3 separate regions of the Mus musculus genome follow, and all the other regions are linked to region 2. The links are chromatin loops, found by intact Hi-C in ENCODE. Cell type or tissue: heart. All regions are shown on one strand. Links, peaks and the distances in the headings refer to the core of each region. The heading gives the core; the rest is flanking DNA.

Evidence for each region. Hi-C counts contacts between places; a loop is a spot of excess contacts. Peaks named below come from ENCODE experiments on the same cell type or tissue, not always from the same donor. Only the 100,000 strongest peaks of a DNase experiment are listed, where the experiment ranks them.
Region 1: a loop joins it to region 2, with 2.1 times the contacts of the local background. A loop is called at or near these places in 6 of 42 quality-filtered maps.
Region 3: it touches region 2 in a loop (2.1-fold over the local background); 7 of 42 quality-filtered maps call a loop at or near these places.

What each region holds. Positions count from the first base shown.
Region 1 is chr2:49,535,196-49,541,166 of GRCm38, forward strand. It overlaps Epc2 (enhancer of polycomb homolog 2), which reads left to right. Exons shown (of 14, transcript NM_172663.4): 8 at 60-149; 9 at 1,381-1,529; 10 at 1,630-1,973. Among named protein-coding and RNA genes, the nearest start is that of Kif5c, 81 kb to the right of the region's middle. In heart, for the core only: no CTCF peak of the experiment used is centred there; no DNase peak of the experiment used is centred there.
Region 2 is chr2:49,449,403-49,455,373 of GRCm38, forward strand. It overlaps Epc2 (enhancer of polycomb homolog 2), which reads left to right and starts at 2,084. Exons shown (of 14, transcript NM_172663.4): 1 at 2,084-2,556. The coding sequence starts at 2,404. In heart, for the core only: CTCF peaks have their summits at 1,711 and 2,698; DNase peaks (open chromatin) are centred at 1,719, 2,049, 2,599 and 3,549; H3K4me3 peaks cover 2,848 bases; H3K27ac peaks cover 1,923 bases.
Region 3 is chr2:49,514,435-49,520,405 of GRCm38, forward strand. All of the region lies in intron 3 of Epc2 (enhancer of polycomb homolog 2), which reads left to right. Among named protein-coding and RNA genes, the nearest start is that of Epc2, 66 kb to the left of the region's middle. In heart, for the core only: no CTCF peak of the experiment used is centred there; no DNase peak of the experiment used is centred there.

The DNA.
Region 1 (5,971 bases), core at 369-5,368, 86 kb after region 2:
CGTTATGTACATTGATGTGTTAACTTGGTAACTGCTAAATGGAGCACTGTTTTACCCAGGTGCTGTCTCCAGCTTCAGAGGCTGAGGAGGAGAATGACCCTGACGGTTCCTGTGCTTTCAGAAGACGGGCAGGATGCCAGTATTACGCTGTAAGAACTTTGTTTTTTGTCATATTTTTGTGAGCTGGAATTAACAGATCATTCATGTCAAGGTAACGTAGGCTCAGTCTAAAAGTGGGAAGTGCATCAATATTCCTTATTTAATGCCTCCTGTGGCATGTGAATACCAGCAGAAGAAGATGAAAGATGCCAAATTCTTTCACAGAATATTAGAATTCATTACTTAGACAACTCCTATTTTCAAAATTACTTCATTTGGAGCTTTAATTACAGCTTTAGCAGTTGTGAAAATTAATTGCACATGTTTAAGTTGGCTTTAGAACTTTTGGTGACTTCTGGATATTCACTGAAGTGTGTGTGTGAGAGAGAGAGAGAGAGAGAGAGAGAGAGAGAGAAGAGAGAAAGAGAGAGGGAGAGAGAGACCCAATAAGTATATTTTTATAGTTTATGGCAAAGTTGTCTGATAATTTCATCCATAAATTTCAGATACATTAGGAATCTCTTTTTGTTATTAATGTCCCATTTTGGGTGCAGTGTTTAGAGAATGGCCTTGGCGTCACAGTGCTAAAGTTTTCTGTCAGGTATATAACTATAGAGTAGAAAAGGTAGTTTTGCCCTGTTAGCATGGTTTATGCAAACCGTTTGACTGCATTATGTTATGCACAGATAGACAGCTTTTTTGAGGGCAGACTTGGTTTAGGAAGGATAGGGATTTGTTTTCAAGTTATGCTGATAGAAGGTGAGAAAACTCCTATCCAAGGGGGACAAAGTGCTGAGACAGAAAAACAGGATGATACATGTAATAAAAAGGCCAAGAAACAAGCTCTACGTTTCTTAAAAGCAAAGAACACTTAAGCTCAGCCTGTACATATGCTTCCACTAAATTTTTAGTTGCCTTTAGCACCCCCTAAAAAAAGTCATTCTAGTTTATCATGTAGAAAAGCTATAAATTAATAATTTTATCGCTCTCTATATAAAGAAACCTAAAACATATTCTTTAAAGGTATCTTTTAAATACATACTAAGTGTATGTAATTTAGAGTGGGTAATTTGGATAAGGAAACTTTATCTAATTTGATTAGCTTTTGATTTTAATTTTTTAAATTTTAACTGGATTAATACATTTTAGCCTCAGTTTTACAGTTTTTCATCTAAATTTTAATTGTTCTAATACAATTTGCAGTCATTTTATTTTTATCATGATTTAACTTTTCTTCATTTCAGAATTACTCTGAGTTATCTTTTTTCTCTTTCTTTGCAGCCGCGTTTGGACCAAGCTAATAACCATATGTGTGAAAATTCAGAGTTGGCAGACTTGGATAAGTTGAGGTATAAGCATTGTCTTACGACACTTACAGTTCCAAGAAGATGTATAGGATTTGCAAGGAGGCGAATTGGCAGAGGTGGCAGGTAAGCTGCTTTGACCTTGTAGCATTGTCTAGCTGAAAGGCAATCAATAGAGAAACAGTTATATATGATATACACATGTATGTCTTATATTGCTTTACAGGGTCATAATGGACCGAATATCCACAGAACATGACCCCGTCCTGAAACAGATAGACCCTGAGATGCTGAACGGGTTTTCAAGCTCTTCCCAAACTATAGACTTTTCTTCTAATTTCTCTCGGACCAATGCTTCCAGTAAACCTTGTGAAAATAGACTGTCTCTTTCTGAAATATTAAGCAATATCAGATCATGTCGACTACAGTGTTTCCAGCCAAGGCTACTAAATGTACAGGACATTGATAGTGAAGAATGTACCTCAAGAAAACCAGGGCAGACTGTGAGCAGTAAAAGAGTTTCTGCAGCATCCGTAGCTTTATTGAACACCAGCAAGAACGGCATATCAGGTAAGCATTTAAAGGTCTGTCAGATCGCTGCTGCTGCTGCTGCTCTTTTCTCCTTCGTGTCCATTACCTAATAAGTGAACTCAGAATACATTTTGGAGACCTACTTTCCTACTTCTATTTGGAAGATAAATTGTAGTTCAGTTCAGTTCTCAGCCTAAGAGACAGCACCCTACTATAAATGACTCGAATTTTGCGTGTGAGTGGTGTGGCAAGCGTGTGGGCTGAGCCCAGTGTTCCCTGTGAGTTTACTGCTTACTGGCTGCCTCCTGATCATTGTTCTACAATGCTATTTATTATGTTAAAAAAGTGTTCATTGACTTGGATGGAATGTAAGCATTGCTCTTTGAGAGTTCTCTTGAAAGCCTTTCTAGAAAAAAAAAATTTTTTTTAAGGATGCTATTGAATAGTGATTTTCGTCAGCATGCTTTCCTTTCTAATTGAGATCAGAAATATCTTTTTCATTTTAAGGGATACTGTGCTAGATATATTAACATGTGTTTATAATCTCAACCTTTGGAAGGTACAGACAGGAAAATCAGGAGTTCAGGGTCATCCTTGACTACACTGCTACTTTTGAGGCCCTGCCTCCCTATGTATGTATGTATGTACGTATGTATGTATGTAATGAGTTTGTGCTCAAATAATTTAGTGTTTTTATGGTATATACATTAAGAATAATTTGAATATCTAGGTATTCCAAAATATAATTTTGATGTGTTTTATTCTGTTGATAATCTAATTACATGTTTACAAGTTTATATAATTTATAGATATGTTTATAATATATACACTACAATTATGCATGGTAGCCAGTGGAAATGTATTAAATAAAACCTCTTATTTCATTTTTAAAACAACTTATTCAACAGTTCCATGAACATAAATGGTATATTCTGGTGACATATACTCCTCTCCTCTTTCTTATTTCTTCCCTGCCCTTTCAAAGACCCTCTCCCACCTATCAAGTCCCTGTTCCATTTTCTTACCTTTTTGTTTTGTTGTGCTTTTGTTTAATCATGGCCTTTACTGTGGACGTGGGAGTGAATCTATTCACTGGAGTATGAATGACTCACCAGTAGCTACATGACTGAAGAAGATGGCTGACTTCCTCTCCACCAGCAGCCCTAGGTTGCCATTAGCTCCCCCGAGTAGTGCAGGGACCCAGGAGATCCTCCCCTGTCTGAATGTTATTTACTGGTTTGCTCCAAATATGTTGGCTCCTTTTCTCCTAGCTGAACTTTAAGAAAATGATGCCCCATTCTTGTACTTTGTGAGTTGGTGAAGCTTAATGAGCCTGTTAATCTGAAATGGATAAAGATATCTCATATAATTTGAGATCTTTTGAGTTTCTAGAAATCTGTTTTTACAGGAAGTTAAATAGTATTGCGTTTTTCCAGCCAATTCCCAAGATTATTCAAAATTATATGAATAGAAATTTCTGTACCACTGTTCAAAAAGGAAATTCAAAACATATCCAATATAGGTGTTGATAATTGTGTTTGACTATATGTTGGCTTTTTAACTCTACCAACATACAGCATGTTTAAAATGATTTGAATGGATTCTCAATTTGAGTATTTACAGATTTCAACCGTATGTCCTAAATGAACTCTGGATTTGACATAAATGTTTTCAAGATAATATATGTTTTCTGTTGCTGTATCAATTCTGAATATATACTGATCCAAAATTATAACTTAATATAACTGAAACTTTCCTAACAATCAGCTATCATATTGAGGCACATTATCCGTGTATCATCATGAAAAAAGCATTTAAATTACCATAAGTGTACATGCCATCTGCCATTTTTCTTGTATTTTTCAATATATAATACCATTCCTTTCCACCTCTGTTTGAGCTCTAGAATGTACAGACACACTTACAAAGCCAAGCATGGTAGTATATTCATGTAATCCCAGCACTAAGAGGGTGGAGACTGGCACATCTCTGGAGCTCTCTGACAGCCAGTTGAGCCTCCTTGCTAAGTTCCAAGCAAGGTCTTTTTTTTTTTTAAGGGTGGATAGTACCTGAAGAATTACACCTAAGGTTGTTCTCTGGTCTGCACATATGCCCATGTACTTGTACACACTCAAGGGAACATGCATACACAAAAACGTTTGAATTTAAGTAATAACGAAGGTACATTAGAAGTCATCCTGTGTGTGTTTATATGTGATATGTGTGTGTTAGTATGTGTGCCCATCTGGTTATGTGTGTATGCATGTATGGAGGCCAGAGATCAATGTTGGTTATCTGATGCTTTGCAGAAACAGGAGGTTTTTCTGAGCTGACCAGCCAGTGAGTTCCAGAAATGTGCCTCCCTCTGTCTTTGTGGTACTGGGATTACATGTGCTTTCTGCTTCACCCTACTTTCAGCATGAGTGCCTAAGGTTGCAGTTGTTATACAGCAAGCACTTTACCAACTCTACCATCTCCCCAGCCCTAGAATTCAGTCTTTTTAAATCAGCTTTTCTTATTTATATGTTAGTAAAACAAAGAGTTTATTTACTTCTAGACTGCCTGAGGTCTTCTTGTCCTTGAGATGATGAGAGTTTTTGTTTTAATACATGTTTAACGTATTGGGCTTGGTGATTGGAGAAGTTCATGTTCATTCAGTGGTAGAGCTTGCCTAGGCTGGACAGGTCCTAGGTTTGGGTCTTTGCACTACTTTAGAAGTGAGAGTGGCAGACATGGGAATGTAGGTATCTAGTGAGCTGTTGTAGGCAACAGCTAGATAACTGAAAGGGACTTCCCAGTGCAGTTGAGTAAATACCCACGTGGGTTCCCTTCTGTGCCTAATAATTTTGTCATTTACTCATGTGGGTGAACTTTGGTCTCAAAAGCTGTGCATTTTTTAAAACTAATAGGACAGGCATATAATTTTACCTGTTTTCTTTCCCTGCTGGGAAATCCCAATAAATGAAGAATTTAAGCAGAAATGAAATCCCATGTACTTAGCAGTAGTTTTTGTTTCTGCAGCATGTTCTTAGTTCTTAAGAAAAGCAGGTAAGAAGGGTCTATCCCGTGCATACTCAAAGGCAAGTGGCCTAGAGTCTTTTTATGTTCCTGTTGTTAGTAAACATGGTTAACTTTTTAAAGTCAAAATCTCTGTGTTAAAAGTGTTTCATTTAATGTATTGATTATCTAGAGATAGGATCTCCATGTAGCCCAGTCTGGCCTCAAACTTAATGATCTTCCTGCATCAGCCTCTCAAGAGCTAGGATTACATATGTATCCCATCATACCTAACTTACATTTATCATTTTTGATATGCTTCAAAGAAAATTTAAATGTGTGCCCTAAATATCAGAAAGACCAAGACAGAAAACATATTTTAAATGAAATGAGAAACATTGCCAATTACTACGTAAAGGTATTCTTAATTTAAAAACTCAACTGAACTGAGAAAGGAAAGAGGCTGTATTGAGTGAATAAACAGAAAAATTATTTCATATAAAATTATTTACACTGTTTTATATACAAAGCACTATGTTTAATGATTGAAAAGTCGAGGAAAAAACGATATCTTCAAGAATCTGACAGCACATGGTAACATTCCATTCTTTATAGAAGTAAAGGGTACTAGAGTCAATAGTCATTTGAAACTGGTACTGTCAATTTTTAAAATTTTTTTCTTTAGTATAAAATTCAAGAAAACATGTTTCATATGTAAAACAGCTTTACTGATTCAAACTTGAAGGGACAGATTTTTGTTCAACGTGGTTTTATCAAGTTAACATGATATAGTTTTTTTTAATGCATGCTTTGATAGATACCAATACCCTTTTTGAGCATCTCCAGATACCTTACAATCATTAACAGTTTATATAGTATTCCAGGAAGAATTCCTGAGTTTTCATTTATTTAGTTTCTTTTCCCATTCTTAAATTGCCATGGAATGTTTGCAAGGGTAAAAAGTATTAGGAAGTGAAACAACTAATGTAAATACTCATGAGGTTGAACTTACTTGGGAAGATTATGGCCTCCTCTGAAGG
Region 2 (5,971 bases), core at 469-5,468:
TAGCCATTCTCACTAATTAACTCTGGGGGCTTTCATTAATTAACTTTGGGTCAGAAACTTTTGAACATTGGATGGCCAATAAACCAAAGAGCTTGGATACTAAAGTGTGCAGCTAGGAGAACAAGTGTTTTGGAGTTAGGATAGATCCAGAGTTAATCCAGGTCTGCTGTTCCCTGGTATTGGAACTTGACAAATTATAGGTCTGAGTCTGTTTCCTTTTTAGCAAAAATCACAGCATTTCTCCCTATGTAGAAGTATATAGCTATAAGAATTGAGTGGATTTCAACTACTTGGGACTATACCCCCCCCCCCACACACACAATGTCCACACTTCTTTTTCTGAGTGTAACATTAGGCAGAGAGACTGGAAAGAAGCTACCGTCTCTGAGCCTGAGAAGGGGTGAGAATCCAGATAAAAGGCCCCAATGACTCATTTTTTCAAACACTGTTCCCCCTGATTTTCAGACTAGTACTCAATAATGACCCCCCCAGCCCCCCTTCTGAGAACTTCTTGTTCTTCCTTACAAAGGATTGGAACTACGCCAGAGGGTAACACTCACAACAGCACAGGCTCACAACCATGTGAAAGGTGTTGCTTACAAGAATTGAGCCACAGTCTGTTTGCATTGTTACCAGTAACAAGTGGACATAAAACAAAGCCACTGAATAACATCCCAAAGTGTCCCCGGACAGACTGGTTAGATTATTTTGTGTTACCAGGAAGTCAATATTCACCATTCAGCTTTCAAAGGAAAAGCTGGAGACAAGGGGGAGGGGGGGAGAGGGAGGGAAAAAAAAGCAGGGAGAGAAGAAAATAGAGAAAAATAATGGGTGGCAATGAAGAGAGATAGATGGTTTTGCTATATTAAGACATGACAAAGAAACCCGTTTTTATTGTTGGACTTTAGCAAACCATCTACCCTTTTATGAGCTAGGTAGGGTATTTTTCAATGATTAGAAAATGGTAAAACTGTTGCACAGTGAGGCAATTTGCTTAGAAACATGTACTGCTTAAAGACTAAGAAACTGCAACAAAGGTTTGTATCAATAGTGACTAGTATTTAATTGAGTCAATTTGATTCCTTTTTGCAGAGCTTTTGCAAACCACTTCTGGCCAAAACTATGTCTAATTTCTTTGACCTGTCACAGCAACTGACTATAGATGTCATGTGGTAATTAACTTTCCATCACTCTTTTGTGTGGTCTGTATCATTTTCTTCAAGAATTTACTTTTTTTTTTTTTTTTTTTTTGGCCCATCATCTTTGCAGCTGCCCTTTCAAGTAGTTACGACTCTTGTTACTAATTATCCAGCAGTTTAGTTGTAACACAGTAACACGCAAACTAATTGGAGTCCGGAACTTTATTAAACTCTTTTTGAGTCGTCACTGTAACCAGTGTTTTCACATACTTTGGTTAGAGATTTCAAGAAATGCCAACCATCAAACTAAGAAAGTTTGGATGACAGGTGCAAGTCCGCTTGTTGCCGCGTCCAGCAACTATTTCAAGTAGCAGTCTCCAACTACTGACCCTCCTGTCTACCCGAGCATCCTCTCGGCGGTGCCTAACTCTGGAGAGCTCCTCTGGACAGGGACTGCCCAAGTTCTCAGGGCGCGAGACGCAGCAGGGCTGTGCCTCTCGGCGTGGGCAGACGCAGCGGACTTGTCGGACCTCCCCGGGGATGCGCAAACCCGAGGCGCGAAACCAGCCAGCAGGCGCCGGGGCGAGCAGAGCTGTCCAAGTGCAGACTCGAGGGGCGGCCGGTGGCCCGGGGGCGGAGGCCTCCTGTCCCCCCGAGGCGAGCGGTCCTAGGCACTGAGCCTTCCCGAGGGAGCCCCGCGCGGAGCGAGTCGGCGGCGGAGGCACCGAGGCGCCCGCTCCGGAGCCGGGGACCGAGCGCACCTGGCACCTGCCGCCCCGCCTGCGTGCCGAGCGTCCCGCCGAGGAGGGCCACCGGGACTCGGCTCGCTCTCGCCGGCTGGGCTGGCCGCGCCTCGCCGCGGAGAGAGTGGGTGGGCAGGCAGGGGAGGGAAAGGAAGGAGGGAGGGAGGGAGGGAGGGAGAGGGCGACGCGCGTCCCCGAGGCGGGGGCGCGCTCTCGCGCGGGCTGCCGGGATCGCTCGCCGCCGCTGTGGTAATGTCCGCCATGTTGGCCATGGCGCAGGGAGCGGATCGGGCGGGCGAGCGGCGGATCTAGAGTGTGGAAGCGGCCGCGGGCGGCGGGGGGCTGTTCTGGGGCGGGGTGGGCGCCCATGCTGGGGCCGGGGGCACTGCGGAGGAGGAGGAGGAGCGGGCCGGCCGCGCTGCACTGAGGAAGGAGGTGGAGGAGGCGGCGGGAGTGCTCCCCCCCCCTCCCCGCCCGCCCCGCCGCCGCCGCCCGGGCTGTTCCTGTAAGGCGGGGAGACAATGAGTAAACTCTCCTTCCGAGCGCGGGCGCTGGACGCCGCCAAACCGCTGCCCATCTACCGCGGCAAGGACATGCCTGATCTCAACGACTGCGTCTCCATCAACCGGGCCGTGCCCCAGATGCCCACCGGGATGGAGAAGGAGGAGGAATCGGTAGGGACTCGAGTGTTTATTACCCCCCCCTTCCCTCCTCCCCCCTCCCCTTTGTCAGCCGGGCCTCGCCATTCACAGAGCGCTTCTACGCTCGCTGGAGGGCGCCGCTGCCGCTGCGCGCTCCGGACCCTACGCCGGCGGAGTAGCGTAAACCCGTCGGCCGGCGCAGCGCCCGCCCGCGGCCGCCATGTTGTTGCGTCCCAGTGTTGTGATTAGCTCTCGGCGCCGCTTACGCTGCCGTAAGGGGGCCCTGCCGTAAGCAGCGGCCGGGAATGGCGCAGGGATGCGCCGGCCCGCACTTGGCGTACAGCCTCTGTTTACCTCGTAGACATCTCGCCGGGAGCGGGGTTAATGGGTCGAGAAAGGGTCCTTGGGCTAAGGCGCTATTTTCGTTGCGTTTTAAAATTTGTGCGTGCACGAAATTGCCTTTGAAACAAACGATCTCGGGAAAGTAGAGCTCTTTCAAAACATGCATCTTCCTGCTAGTGGGGTGATGGGTGATGGTTTGCGCTGCCCGCTAGAGGTGCCGCGGGAGTAGGCGATGCATCCCTGCGGCCGGGCAGCGACCCCCGGTCCGGACTCTGCGTTAGCGAGTCCTCTGATCTGCACGCCGGCTTCGCCTGCCGGGCTGGCCCCTCCTCGGTTGTGCGGAATTAGGACGGAGCCCGAATGCTTGAAACTGGCCTCCAGGCCCGCGCTTCCCGTGCAGCGAGCGTCCGGGGAAGTTGCATGCGGGATGGCTGTTTACAACTTGAGGGCTCAGAGCGTCCGCATTGACAGTTGCGTTTTTGACCAGATGTTAAAATTTGGACAAAATGCTGTTTCCTTCTTCCCGGGGGTTAAGTTATACCCAAGACTGAATTTCCTCCGATTTGACAGTGTTTACGACTCTGGAGTGTTGTTACTTGTGTGCGGAGTTCATAGTAACTGCACCCTGAAGAATTTCTTCAATGAACCTTCAGTCCCGCCTTATTGTCAACCACGGGTGTGTGTGGATTGGCTCCCTAGCTTCTGTTACTGTCAAAAGAAAGCTGGAGGTTTCTGTGATTGGCTTTCTCTTTTGACTATTAATATTGCAGGAAATGCCTTTAAGCATTTGATTGGCTGCTCGAATTCTGACCTCACTGTGTTGGTGCTTTGACTTAATCACATTTCTTTTTGGTGTTTGATTACCTGATTTAACATTTTCAGTAGAATATTAAATAAGACCTCTTTTTAAACCTTCAGGAAATTAAAACTCAGCTTTTATGCCTAAGATTCAGATAGTACCGAATCGTGTTTGAGAAGTTTGCTTATGAGGTTATTGACTTGATTTTGAGCTACCTTCTGGCAGTCTCCGATAGATGATCTAGAAACTGCGTTTGGTAGCGTGGTACTGTCTTTGCTGATCACGTCTTTCTCTTAGCCATTTCCTTCGGACGTGTGTTTTTACGTCGTTTTACTTCCTTATGTTTGCTATCTTTTGCCTAAGGTCTGCCAGTTGAAAAATCAGATGATCATTTAATCAATCTGTCATTTCTTCTTGAATGTTGTATAGTGGTAGTTACTGTTTATACTATCTCCTGTTTAGATCTAAGATACTGTACTAAGAATTTTAAATAAATGTGATATAAATTTTTTAAAATTACTTTTGTGAGTTATAAGTATAGGCCTTTTTTGATACTCAGGATATTTTTGTTTTGTCTTGTTTTGTTTTTTTTTTTTTTTTTTTTTTGGTTTTTCGAGACAGGGTTTCTCTGTGTAGCCCTGGCTGCCCTGGAGCTCACTTTGTAGACCAGGCTGGCCTCGAACTCAGAAATCCGCCTGCCTCTGCCTCCCGAGTGCTGGGATTAAAGGCGTGCACCACCACGCCCGGCTGTTTTGTTTTTTAAAACATAGCTACACCTGAAATACTATTTTTTTTGTCCTGTGTTAATTAACTATTATAACTATGGGCAGATTTCTGTGAGAGATCTTCATTCAAGCACATGAATCATGATTTAGCATTCACACATGCATATAATATACATACATACATGAACCTACATATATCCATGGTCAGTGTTTTTTAAGACAAGAACCCTGCTTTGTAGCCACACTGGTCTTAGACTCACTGTCTTCCTGCATCCACTTCCCATGAAATTGTAGCTGTGCCCAGAACACCTTTTATCTTACTTTCAAAGAAAACAGGTCTGACTTGAATTTCCCCCATTACTATTTCTTGATTTCTGTCACTGGTGTTTTAATTGATATTTTTGAGTGAAATATATTGAGTCTTAAATATCTTTTCAGAATTAACCAAGACACTGATGTTTTCCTGATTTCTGATAGAATATAGTTTTGTAAAAACATGACAAGTGTTATGTTATTTACATAAATGAGATAGTGGGATATTAGTTATTGAGATGCATTGGATATCAAAGTTATGTAAAAGCTAGTGTGCAGAAGTATTCTTAGTTTTTTCAAGAAAATATATATCTTGATTTCATGGGGCTTAGAATGAGGTAAAGATTATGTACAGTATCAGGAAAGTTAGCAAAAATTAGGGCCTTAAGGTAACATGGCAGACATCAGAGTACATCAGAAAAAGTAAAATGCCAGTGTAGTTGCGATGAGAGAAAACTTTCTGACGTATAGAGTAGGCTGCCTGCAGAAAGAGAATTTTGAGTTTTCTTTTAAACCGTTACATTGTGTGAACTAGTGCACACTTGTCAGGGTGCTCCTTTGAGGGTAGGGATAGCTTCATTGTATCAGTTCTCTTTTTTTGTTAGTTTGTGTTTTCAGAAGGGTTCTCTGCCTGACCCAGGCTGTCCTGGAGCTTGCTTTGTAGATCAAGCAGGCCTTGAACTCACAGAGACCCGCCTGCCTCTGTCTCCACCACCTGGCTGCATCAGTTATTTTTCCACCTTTATGTAGGATCTGGGGATCAAAGGCAGATCAAAAGCTTATAGAACAAGTGTCTTTACCCAGTTGCCATCTTGCTCACCCCAATTTTGAGCTTTCAAGCTTGGTTGTACATTATATGTTGATGCAATATTTGAGTGTAAGGTATTTAAAGCAAGGTCTATGACTGTTAAATAGACAAAAGGAAGGTTCTTCCAGATTCCTTATCATTTATTCATAACCCTCTGCTACTGATCCAAACTCCAGGCAGAGATGGTGCTGGTCTATCCTAACTTTATTAGTTCTTTTAGCTTTTTCTTTTTTGGATATGCAAGCTTTTTTTAACTTTCTTTTTTTAACATTTCCTATCTGAATGCTTCTATCTTAAATTCTGTTTAAAATATAGTAGAAATTCTGTAAATGTTTGGTAAGTGATCGAAGAAGAACGGGGTGGAGATTAAGTTGAACAAAGCAGAAAACTATACAGTGGCTTTGTGTGTTAGGCCCAGGGATGATAGAGTAGTCTGGAAGAAAGATTTTTCAGGTGTGGGTC
Region 3 (5,971 bases), core at 369-5,368, 65 kb after region 2:
CAAGCTTGCTATAATAAAGGATTTGTTATTATATGATTAGATTTTTAAATAAACTTTAAAAAATTACTTTGGTGTACCTGTGTGGTATATTAATGTGCTAATTACTCATAAGGTACTTAGGGATATAACAAAATTACAAATAAAATATACAATAGAGCCTTAATTTGTTTTTTTACCAGTTTAAAAAAATCAATTTCCTCTACAACTTAAATTCTTTAAATTTCTAAGTTCATGGTTCACAACCTGTTGGTTGTGATCCTTTGGGATCATCACATATCAGATATTTAACATTATAACTCATAACAGCAAAATTACAGTTATGAACGACCAACAAAGATGATTTTATGGTTGGTGAACTGTATTAAAGGGGCACAATTAGGAAGGCTGAGAACCGCTGGTTCTTCAACATTAGTAGCTCTTCAGAACATTTTCAAAGCCTTTCCATTGGAAAATTACTTAGCTATACTGTAGGTAGGTAGCTGTCCTCCCTTTGTCTTGATAGGAAGTAATGCCCAGTGTTCTATCAAAAGAAGCACACTTTGGGGCTGAGGCTAAAACTCAGTTAAGAAAGTACTTACCAAGCCTGGAATTGGATCCCTAGCACAGTCATGCAACCAGGTGTGGTGGCGTGTGCCTGTCATCCCAGCTCTCCAGAGGCAGTCGGAAGAATTACAGATTCATCAGTTGGCAGCATGGCAAATTTAAGATCAGCCTGGGACACATAACCCATGTTTTAAAGTATTAAACCTACTAATATTTTAGATATCTTTTTTTATATCTTTTTTATTCTTTTTTCTTCATTATCACATCAGGATTCATTAGATCAGTTTATATCCACAGCTATCAAATAGTTTCTGGGGTCCTTTTACATACAGATGTTCCCAGCAAATTTAGGCTGAGCTAATCTTTTGGAATTTATTCTATTTTCTGTAATGGCTTAGAAATTCACTTGGTATGGCTGAGATCCTACATCAAAAGTCTTCTATTTTGTTTAGTGCCTTACTTTCTTAGTGTCTAGGCAAACAAATAGTTGATAACACTGAATGAGACAGATGACAGCTTATTCAAGTAGGAACAGGATAAACAAGGCACACACACCTGGCAGTTCACTGTGCACAGCTGCTCAGTGCCATCTCATTTTCTCTTTGCTTAGGAATGAGATTCTGGGCCTTCAAAGTTGTCGCTGAGCAGAGTACTTGATAGCACCTACTTAAAAGCAGAGAAGCAATGGCAGCAGTGTTATCAAAGGACTGTGATAAGATCCTGTTACCAGAACTAAGAATTTCCAGACCCCAAAGAGCCATCTGCCCTCCTAACTCCCTGCTCTGTTAATTCATGGATCTCTTGTTTTTCCTTTTGGGAGCTGGCATAGCCTCACAGGGCAAAGGTTGAGTTTATTAGGTTGGTGGAATAAAAACTTTAAAAGATAGGCAAGATTTTTGCTCCTGTTGTGGAGATCCTAGCAATGAAATCGTTTTTGAAAACTGTCACCAAATGCTGTGATTAGTTTCAGTCTATCATCTATGGCTTATTTCTGTATTTTCCTATCCTTCTCCGTCTGTAGTGCTGGACATTGATCCCAGGGCCCTTCCTTGTATATTCTAAAAATTCCACTGCTGCTGAGCTGGCTGTCCTCTGTATCTTAAAACTGTCTCTGGTGTTCTTAAACAGTTTTGTCCCTCTGGTTTTGTTTCCCTGAGCTGCTTCTGTTTCCTTGTTTGTTTTTATTTCTTTGAGGCAAGGCCTGGCCTCATCTCTCAGGCTGTGGAGTTGGCCTCAGGCCTCTTGAGCGCTGGCAGTACAGCTGGAGACTTGGTGGGATTCCATTCTAGTGTTCTTACCTCACCGCTGGCTCTAATGGATAGAATAAGCCATGGACCTCTGTGCCTATGACCTCTATGGTGCTTCAGGACTTTCCCCCTTTTCTGATATAACTAACCTCTTTGCATCTCCACTAAGACCCCTCAAGCTTGACACCCTTCCAAGACGAATTGCCCTTTCATCCTGGATGGTCCTAACATGTCTTTGCAGAGATTATACAAACTCATCTCTCTCCTTTTTTTTTTTAATCTTTTCAGTCATGACAGCTATTTCCCATGCCTGAACTTAGATTTTACTTCATACTGGAAAGAGGAAAGTGGTGGGATCATTTTCTTAATCACTCAACAAAATTGAACATGGGTGATAGTTTGGATAAAAGTATTAAAAATAGCAGTGATTGAGTCTAGGTTAAAAAGACACAGGTGTTCTTTGAAACAGTTTATACTTGCAAGCTTCTTTGTACATTTGCAGTCTTTTCTAAGTGAAAATGGTTTTTGGTGTTTTGTTGTAGGGCTTTGATTTTTTTTTTTTTTTTTTTTTTTTTTTTGCTTTGGTTTTTGGTTTTGAGTTATTTGTTTGCCACAAGCTACCATAAGTTGCGTTCTCTTTCACTGATTTTCCTTTCAGTATAAATACCTTAATAAAACACTTTCTAAAACAGAAGTTTTCTCTTCTCTCTTTTTTCACATAGATGATGTATTTATTAACACTGATTTTCACCTAGCACACATTCCCATAAAAGACTACTTCTTGCCTTCCAGCATCCCTGCCCTGAACAGAGTGATTCTAATAATATGTGGGGAAAACAGACACCCATCACCCATAAACTGTGAAATTTTCCTCCCTTCCTACTTAATACCTCCTTTTATCTTCTCACAAAGGCAGATTTCCAATCCTTCCTGATTTGCACGTGTAACTACATACTTCTTCAGTATTTCAGTTTTACTTATCTCTCATCACATTTCTTAAGTTTTTGTCTTCTCAAAGAAGTGTCCAAGGGTCTTTGTTCCCAAGAGAATCCTTTCTTTTCATCTCATCTTTCTCAACAAACCACCATCTTGTCTCTCCCTTTTGAAAATTTTTAAAAGATAAGAAATAACTTGCTGCCTCCTACATTTCCCATAGGCTTTTACTCATAACCGACTAAGTTGGATACTCCCACGGTCTTACTTGCCCCCAGATTGCCACCTGAGAACCTCTTTCAACCCATGTTCATCTCAGTCTCCCTGTGTTAGATGATGTTGCCCACATTAGATGATTTTCTTTTTCCTCTTTTTCCATTGCCCTTTTCCTCATGTGTTAATACTCATTTGATGTTCTGACCTCAGCCCTTACTTACGCTTGTATAACTTAAGTTACCAGTAGCCTCCTGCTGGTCCTCAAACGCTGTGTCCACCTGCTGAGCTCCACGCAGTGTTTCTCTAGAACATCTCTGACAGGGCAGCAGAATTTTCAGATTCATCGTCTTCAGACCCCTTGTCAATTCTACAGCTCTCCCTTTCTTTCTTAAGGACATCTTTCATTTGACTGTCCAGTCTTGTACTCATAATCATCCACAGCCCTGTTCTTCTTATAGCTCTTCACTGTTCCCTTTGCCTAAAAGGCCAAGCCTGCATTCCTAATACCGTGGTTTTAGTAAGCAGCAGTCTAAATGCCAGTGGGATGATTCTTCACTAAACTTCACACTTGCTCCACGTCCACCATCTCCACAGCCACATGTGACGTAGTGAAAAAGCAGCCACACTCGCTTCTGCCCTGCGCCGTCTCCTCGCCAGGGTCAGCCGTCCTATTTTTCTGGCACTAGGTTCCTGCCAGAATCTATGAGGTTAGAAATAGAAGGGGAGCTAGAACTTTGGGGTCTTTCTGGGCATCCTGATAGTTAAATAGTTCTTTTTCAAGAGAAATAATATTGATAAAGGGCCATTTTGTATTCTAGTCTTCATTACGGCTGTCAAAATGTACAGCTTTTAAATAGTCACACTGAATGCTGTGATATGTTTTAGTACATGTATGTTATTAAGTCGATGAAAAACAATCTAATTTAAAATTTTTCTAGATTTTTTAAATTGAATGAACAAGACTATTTTTGCTTGCATGTTTGCAAACCATGTCCATGCCAGGTGCCTGCAGAGATAGAAAGAGGATGTTGGATCACCTGGAACTGGAGTTAGGGGGGTTGTGAGCCACATGTCAGTCAGCTCATGCTAACTGCAGAGCCATTGCTCCAGCCCCCAAGTAATCTAACTTTTAAAGCAACTCTCTCAAATTTAGTGTTTGTTTATGTTTTCCATTACAGCTCAAAGTGTTTTAAAGATTTGTTTTAACTTTGTGTTGCTGGAAAACCAGAGTGTTTCTTACACATTGCTGCGGTTTCAGCACATCAGCAATCTTATCAGTGTGTGGCTAGAAAACAGTTCCTAAATGAAACTGTAGTGAAAGTTTTGAATGAAAGAATGGATTACAAGGATTTTTCTTAAGTAGTTAACTCAAATGAGCAGCAGATAAGTGGAATAGTCCAATTTGTTTGTTTGCTTGCTTGGCTAGTTGATTTTTGTTTTGCTTGTTTTGAGTCAGGGTCTCATGTAGATCAGCCTAGCCTGAAGCTCCTAATTTCCATGCCTCTACCTCCCAACTGTTGAGGTTGCAAGTGTTTCTCACTACACCTGGAAGGGATACGAATTTTAATGGGTTAGCTTTGGTTCTTTATGAAGAAGGAAAGTATTGTGTTATTTAGCTGTGGTATTAATAGGCTTCAAATTGAAATAGAACTCTTTTAATTTGGACACATGTCCTTTGAAAAATAGTACAAGGCTGATGTTACAGTGCTTTCTTGACGACCCTGTCTCTGAGACTGGGATTCTGTCAAAGCTTCATTACCATAGTTTGAAGACCTGAAAAAATAATGCTTTTTCCTCAACTTAATACATGTAGAATACTCAATGTGTTACAGTGTATATTTCTACTTAATTAAATGATGATATTTTTCCTCACATTGGCTTTTTATAATTGTGTGGAGCTAAAAATTACAAGTGATTTAATAAGTAAAAATGTTTTTCATGTTATCTATATAAAAATCATGACACTAGACACTATGTCAATTTTAAACTGAATGCAGTTATTCATTCTTAGAGAGCAGAAAATGAAAAGGTATCATTTAACACTTTAAATTTAATGTGAATGATTAGTTATTTGGAAACCACTAGATTTGAAAGAAGAGAGGTAAGACAAAGAGGGCCTATAAGCAGTTGCCCTCACAGATGCAGACTTCACTAGATGAAGCGCCTCCGTGCTCCACTGTGTCTGACTACAGCAGTACTCTGGCTGGAAGTCCCCACATTCCCTTTCAGTGTTATTTGTCTTGGTGTCCACTTTGTCAGTGTGTTTAGCCAAAGAATTTATCTTAGTTTATTTGCTCTTTCTCCTCAATCTGTAAACTAATGGAGCTGATACTTTCTTTTTGCTTAATTGATATTTTTTAAATCTTTAATTTTTTAATAATTCATTTGTTTATTCAATATATATTGAAATTGCAAGGCCTTGAGTTTTGTCTGTCAGCAAAATAAATGGCCCTTAGAACCACACAACTTGTAATAGTCTTCAAGAGAAGCCCATTGGTAAGGAGTATTCTCCCTGCCTGTCATTCCCAGATAACCAGTGAGCCCAGAGCTTTTTCAGAAGTAACAAATTTGCTACAGAAATTTTCAGACCAGTTCACTACTGGCTTCCACTGCTTTTCAGTAAGTGAAATGCATGTTGAGTGACAGGTTTTTTTTAAAACTTAGTACAGAGTGGTAGATAAGGCCTAGCACTGTCCTGCCTAGCTGTAATCCCAGCAGTGAGTAGGCCGAGGCAGAGCTGTGAACCAGGACTACAGAAGAGCAATCCCTGCATGTGTGAACAAACAGACAAATACAGAAGTATCATTGGTTGTCATTTTATACATGTTTGGAAACTATAATTGAAACTTTAAAATGTCAGAATGTTTAACCATAAATTGTATAATAAATTATTGTAATGTCGAATATTTTAAAAGGTAAAAAGAAATTAGAAGCTGGAACAAAGAACATGAGAAAAAGAGAGGTAAACCGGTGATTTAGTCTTCCAGCACATGCAGGAGCATAGGATGCTTTCACAGTGTGGTGTGGGTTAG